Linked DNA regions of Homo sapiens: region 2 is linked to region 1. The links are chromatin contacts, found by Hi-C in ENCODE. All regions are on one chromosome and are shown on one strand. The core of a region is the stretch at or near the end of the contact, and the rest is flanking DNA. Distances in the headings are between cores, read along the strand shown. Region 1 overlaps COL15A1 (collagen type XV alpha 1 chain). Region 2 has its middle 23 kb from the start of SEC61B.

What was found. Hi-C counts contacts between places; a loop is a spot of excess contacts on that map. Pooled maps may share reads with other maps.
Region 2: a loop to region 1 is called in a pooled map, with 3 times the contacts of the local background. The contact joins two enhancer-like sites. A Hi-C loop is called at or near these places in 3 of 37 single-sample maps with no recorded cell type and 12 of 50 pooled maps.

The regions. Positions count from the first base shown.
Region 1 is chr9:99,057,858-99,060,916 of GRCh38, forward strand. COL15A1 (collagen type XV alpha 1 chain) reads left to right here. Exons shown (of 42, transcript NM_001855.5): 36 at 2,032-2,096. Among named protein-coding and RNA genes, the nearest start is that of TGFBR1, 46 kb to the right of the region's middle. Within about 2 kb of position 1,599, at least 18 of the 41 ENCODE cell types and tissues checked have a DNase peak (open chromatin) inside an H3K27ac peak, as active enhancers do.
Region 2 is chr9:99,243,394-99,246,452 of GRCh38, forward strand. No RefSeq gene overlaps it. Among named protein-coding and RNA genes, the nearest start is that of SEC61B, 23 kb to the left of the region's middle. Within about 2 kb of position 1,663, at least 3 of the 41 ENCODE cell types and tissues checked have a DNase peak (open chromatin) inside an H3K27ac peak, as active enhancers do.

The DNA of each region.
Region 1 (3,059 bases), core at 349-2,848:
CACAGGAGGTGACTTTGGGGCTGGGGCTTTGACTTAGCCTTGGATCTTTTGGCTGCAAGTGATAGAAACGTAACTCAAAGTAGCTCAAGCAAAGGGGAAATGTACTGGGTGTGAAGGAGGGAGTGAACAGTCAACTTGTGGGAGAGGTAGATAAACAGCTGGACCTCAGGAACAGCCAGAGCCAGGGACTCAACCCCTGCAAGGATTCTCTGGCCATCTCTTGTCTCGGCTTCTCTCTGCATGCAGTTTCACGCTTCCTCACCACAAACCACATCCTCTGCACAGCGGGAAATATGGTTACTGACAACTTACAGCTTCCACTGTCAGCTAGAAATCTTGAACTTCTTTTACTATTTTAGTTTGAAAAGTCCTGGGATGGGGAAGTCCTAGAGAAGGGTCCTGATGGGCCTGACTTGGGTGAGGTACCCAATCTTGGACAAATCACCTATGACCAGGAGGTCGGATCACATGAGAACATGGTAGCTCTTTCTGGAACCAAATGGTTGTAGAGGTGAAGGGAAGGTCCCAAGAGAAGGAGATGAGGACACTGGTCCTACAAAGGAAGAAGGTGCCGAGTGTATGGAACCACAGGTGCCCACACAGCCATGAGGGAGGAGTAGGACTACAGGAGGTGGAGGCATATTACAGGGTGAGTGCAAGGTGGAGAAAAACTGTTGTCCACAGCAACACTACATTAGGGCTGCCGGGATGCCTTGCTGCATTGAGCAAGGATTGCTTCTCACATAATGTATAGCAATTCAGTTTACAAAACACTTTCATGGCCATTATCCCATGTAGTCTTCACAGCAACCCTGGGAGGAAGATAAAACAGATATTATTATAAAATTCATCTCACGGATGAAGACACTGAAGCTCACAGAGGTGAAGAGACTTACTTGAGGTCACAAATTCTATTAGGAGGCATGGCTGGGATCCAAATCCGAGTCCACTGGCCCTCTATCCACTAGACATTTGCCACCTGTGTGTGGGTGTTCAAGTCCTATGTTGGAACTGAACATTTGCTTGCAACGACCTGAAGGACTGTATAATTTTACTGGGGCTTGTAAAAACACCCTTAATTCTGCCAAGAGCTTGGCAGATTTGGAGGAGTTGTCGGGGGTAGGGTGAGCAGAGGATGAGAGAGGTAGAAGAACAGCCAAAGGAATAGTTGTAATTATACTACTTTATGTTTGCCTAAAGTAAGGGCTTTTCAGTTGAGGAATCATAGACTCCTAGAGAGTTCAAGGATATACCTCCAGGATTTGTCATCCCAGTAATATTTTTTTATAGAATTATGTGTGCATTTCTCTGGGAAAGAGGGCACTAACCTTGATCTGATTTTTAAGGGCACTGTGACTCTTCAAAAGCTAAGAGCTCCTGGCCGGATGAATGCTGTACATGTACAATTTTCAAAGCACTCAGTTCTCACCGCAGCCCAGGGAAGAAGAAATGCCTATTTTACATTTTGCAGATGAGGAAACAGCTTTGGAGAGCTTGCTGTTTCCTCGAGATCACACAGCTAGGAATGGACAAACTTAAGGACTTGAGTCCATGTCTCTGGCCCCAAGGCCAGGGCTACTGTCACTGCACCACCCTGGTCTCCTCCCACTCCCTAGAGCCTTCTCTTCCTCTTTCTGAGCCTGCTTCCTCTGTTCAGTGTCACATGCTTGTCTCTTGGGTGAAATAAGTTATATGAGTCAGGACATTTTTGAATGCAAGTGACAAAATATTCAACTTAAGCTGGCTTTTATAAAACAACCACAAAAGGAATTGATTCACTTATGAAACGGAAAAGCACTAGCCATGGCTTCATCCAGGGTAACAATCAAGAATCCCAGCTCTTCCCTGAACCAGTCAATGTGGCCTAAGTCACACGCTGGGGGCACAGCACCCAAGATACAGGTGGAAGTTGGGATGCTTTGTGGCGCTGTGAATGGGGTTGAACACACTTCTCTCCGGGAGTCAGCTGATACCTCAGACATTTTTCAGAGTGTGGTTTTTGTGTAACTTCTCTTTTCTGTTTTGTCTTAGCTGTGGCCCTTCCAGGTCCCCCTGGCCCTCCAGGACAGCCAGGGCTTCCCGGATCCAGAAACCTGGTCAGTATTATCATCAGTGTGTAGTCATCATTCCATTTGGGATAGATATACTTAAAACTCTGCCTACGATCTCCTGTGTCTGACATCCCTTGGGGATCAGGCCTTCATGATAGTAGGCTTGGTGCAATTCCATAAATAGTAGAAGGGATTTGTTATCTATTTGGATGACTTATTAAGTAAAAAGACGTGAAAAAACAAAATCATGTATATGTAAGTTCCACCATTCGAATCCTTAATTGACTAAGTTATAACAAGAACCAATCATATTACTTATATATTTTTATATATATATATATATATATATTTTTTTTTTGCTGGATGAGGGGTGGACGGGGTCTCACTCTGTCACCCAAACTGGAGTACAGTGGTGAGATCACGGCTCACTGCAGCCTCAACCTCCCTGAGCTCAGGTAATCCTCTCATCTCAGCCTCCAGAGTAGCTGGGACTACAGATGCACACTACCACACCTGGCTAATTTTTTTTTTTTTTTTTTTGTAGAGACAGGGTTTTTGTTACATTGCCCAGGCTGGCCTTGAACTCATGGGCCACCAAGGTGATTCTCCCACCTTGGCCTCCCAAAGTGCTGGGAGTACAGACACGAGCCACCACGCCTGGCCACCAATAATAGTATTTCAAAAAGCATAAACCTGCTCGGGTGCGGTGGCTCACTCCTGTAATCCCAGCACTTTGAGAGGCTGAAGCAGGAGAATCACTTGAGTCTAGGAGTTCAAGACTAGCCTGGGCAACATAGTGAGATCCTGCCTCTACAGAAAAATGTAAAAATTAACTGGGTGTGGTGGTGCATATCTGTAGTCCCAGCTACTTGAGAAGCTAAGGATCACTTGAGCCTGGGAAGTCGAGGCTCCAGTGAACCATGACTGTGCCACTGCACTCCAGCCTGGGTGAAAAAGCAATACCCCATCTCTAGAAAAAAAAGAAAAAACAAAACAACAAAAGCCCAA
Region 2 (3,059 bases), core at 413-2,912, 190 kb after region 1:
ATTCTTCACTTCAAAACACAGAATCACTAAGCTCATCAATTCTCTATCATTTAGAAACTATATTTTGGCCCAACAGAGACCTGTATAATATGCCTTAAATGAGGTCTAAGGTTTTTCTCTCAGGTAAAAGAAGTCTTGAAGTAGGCATTTGGCTTGTCCATTTTGGGCTGCTATGATAGAATACCACAGACTGGTAATGTATAAACAATGGAAGTGTATTCCTCATAGTTCTGGAGGTGTTGAAGTCCAATATCAAGGCACTAGGAGGTTCGGTTTCATTGTCTGGTAAGACTGCATCCACTATAAGGGCAGGATGCTGCATGCTCATATGGCAGAAGAGGTGAAGAGCAAGCTAGCCAAATCCTGCTGTGTGAAGGCTTTTTAAAAATGACCTTAATTCCACTAACAAAGAAGAAGCCCTCATAACCTGACCACCTCTAAAAAGCCACACTAAATATATTACATTGGCAACGCCTGAATTTGAGGTGAGGGGACACATCCAAACCACAGAAGCATTCCAGGGCTGATGTGGTAATGCTACCATCTCATTAATGTCCTTATCTCCTCTTGTGTTTCTGTTTTGGTGTACTTAGCACAAGCTCACTGTCCTCAATCAAGGCCACCTCATACCTGCAGAGTGGCTGCCGCAGCACCAGTTATTACATCCATATTTCGGGTAGAGGAAGAAGGAAGGTCAACAAGAGACCTGCCAACAGAGTCAGCCACTTTTTTAGGGAGCATTTCCAATCCTACACAATAGTTTCTTCATTCCATTAGCCTGAAGGTAGTCACATGACCGCTCTTATCTAGAAGGGAGGATAAGAAATCTAATTTTTTAGTGGGGACACATTTCTGCTCACCAAAAAGTCAGGGCCCTAAAGAATATATTTTGGATAGGCCAACAGCAGTGTTTGCCGCAACCCTCAATTCAGCTCTGGATGTATCTTTGCATAGCCAGGGATGCATTTTTTAATTAAAACTAAGAGGCCATGCCATTGCTGAAGGGTGGGGAACTGGAGCAGAAGAAATGTCTCTGTCCTTCATCTGCTGTCTTCACTAACAGTCTCTGAAAGTGGAAGGGGCAGTAAAGAAATTTACTTTCCCACTGTTGTGAAATTTACCACCCTCCTTATAAGGCAGAAGTGGTTACAGTTGCTTTTTATTTTCCTGTTACTATACCCAAGGATTGTTGTGAGAATCAGAAGACAGATATGAGAAATCATGTTGTGAACTATAAAATGCTATTAAATGACAGAAATGATTGTTTGTCATTATTATGAGTGTTGTCATGTCTCCCAAAGCTGCCTGCTCAGTTGAAGAAAAGTGTTTTCTGATAGAGAGTAAGACTGAGAACCAAAGAGAAAAGGAGAGAGGGAGATAGAGAGAGGAGGGGGAAGAAGAGCGATAGAGAAAGAAAAAGAGAAAGAGAGAAAGACAGAGAAAGGAAATAGACTGATAAGGAAGGGTGGGAGGAGAGAGAGGGACAGAGAGAAAGGAAATAGAGTGAGGAGAAGGGGAGAAGGAGAGAGAAGGGGAAGGGAGACTGGGAAGAAGGAAGGGAGGGAGAGAGAGAGGGACAGAGAGAAGAGGGGAAAAGAAAGAGGGGAGAGAGGAGAAAAGACAGAAGGGAAGAGCGTGGAGGTCTTTTTTCTATCAAAAGCAGAACAGAAATACATTGACATAATTGAAACCCATGACTGACCACAAGCATACATACAACTCTGGTAGACAGCTTCAAGGTACTTAGGTTTCTCTGACCATTTAAAAGTATCTTCCTCATTTCCAAAGCGGTATATGCATACTGAAGACTATGAGAAACATATGAAAAGGCACAGGGGAGTTTTTTTTTAACTGCTTTGTTGATGTATAGCTGACATAGAATAAACTGCACATATTTAAAGAGTATAACTTGATACATTTTAATGAAAGTATACACTGCAAAACCATCATTATAATCAACGTATCTATCATCCCCAACAGTTTCCCTGGGCTCCTTTGAAAGCCCTGCCCCCGGGCACCCACTGGTCTGCTTTCTCCCACTCTAGGTTAGGTTGCATTTTCTGGAAATTTATACAAATGGAATATCAAATTCCATATATAATGTATGTAATCTTTTTTTTGGCCTGGCTTTTTTCATATAGCAGTATAATAATTAATGATATAGACCCAGCAGAGTTTGAGATATTCAATTAATTCATTAATTGAATTAATTCAGATATTCAGGTATTGAGATTAGTTAATATTGTCATATTTGCTTCAGCTTTCCTCGTTTTTTTGAGTAATGTGATCTATACGAAGAGAAAATGTTTTTAAAAAATACATCTTAATGCATTGTAATTACACAAATTACATTATAATTAAGGAAACCCCTGTGTAACCACCACTCAGGCCAGGAAAGGGAGCTTTGCAAGCACCCCTAACCTCCCAGTGTCCCCTCCCCAGGTCATCACCAGCCTCCCTTTTGTGAGAATCATTTTCTTGCTTTTCTTTTTGATTTTACGATGTATGTATGCATCGCAGTATGATAGAGTGGACTTAGCTGTTTGTGAATTTTATATGAATGAAATCACACTGTATGTCTTCTTCGTGACTTGCATTTTTTGCTTTGTTTGTGAGATTCACCCCTGTTGTACCATGTAGCTATGTTTTATTCATTTTAATAGCTATAGAGTATTCCGTTGTATAAATATACTGCAGTGTGGCATAGCCCACTCTGGAGAGAGAGCTTTTAAATGTGATCAATACAGTTTGGCTTTTCGTTAACACTTGTAGCCATCAGACAGTCCTTACAGGATAGAAACAACGAAAACATCTACCCTTCCCCTGGATGCCAGTACCCCCGCCCCACCCTACTGTGTGTCCACAAAAAGTTAATACTATAAATATTTACAGATGTCAATCATAAGTATTTATAGGAATATCTTCTGCCCTGGTATAGTCTTCTTTTTGAAGAAGCAAGCACACAGTTGATTTTTTTCAAAAATCAAAAACTTTTTTTTGTTTTTTCGAGACGTAGTCTCGCTCTGTCGCCCAGGCTTGAGTGCCGTGTCGTGATCTCC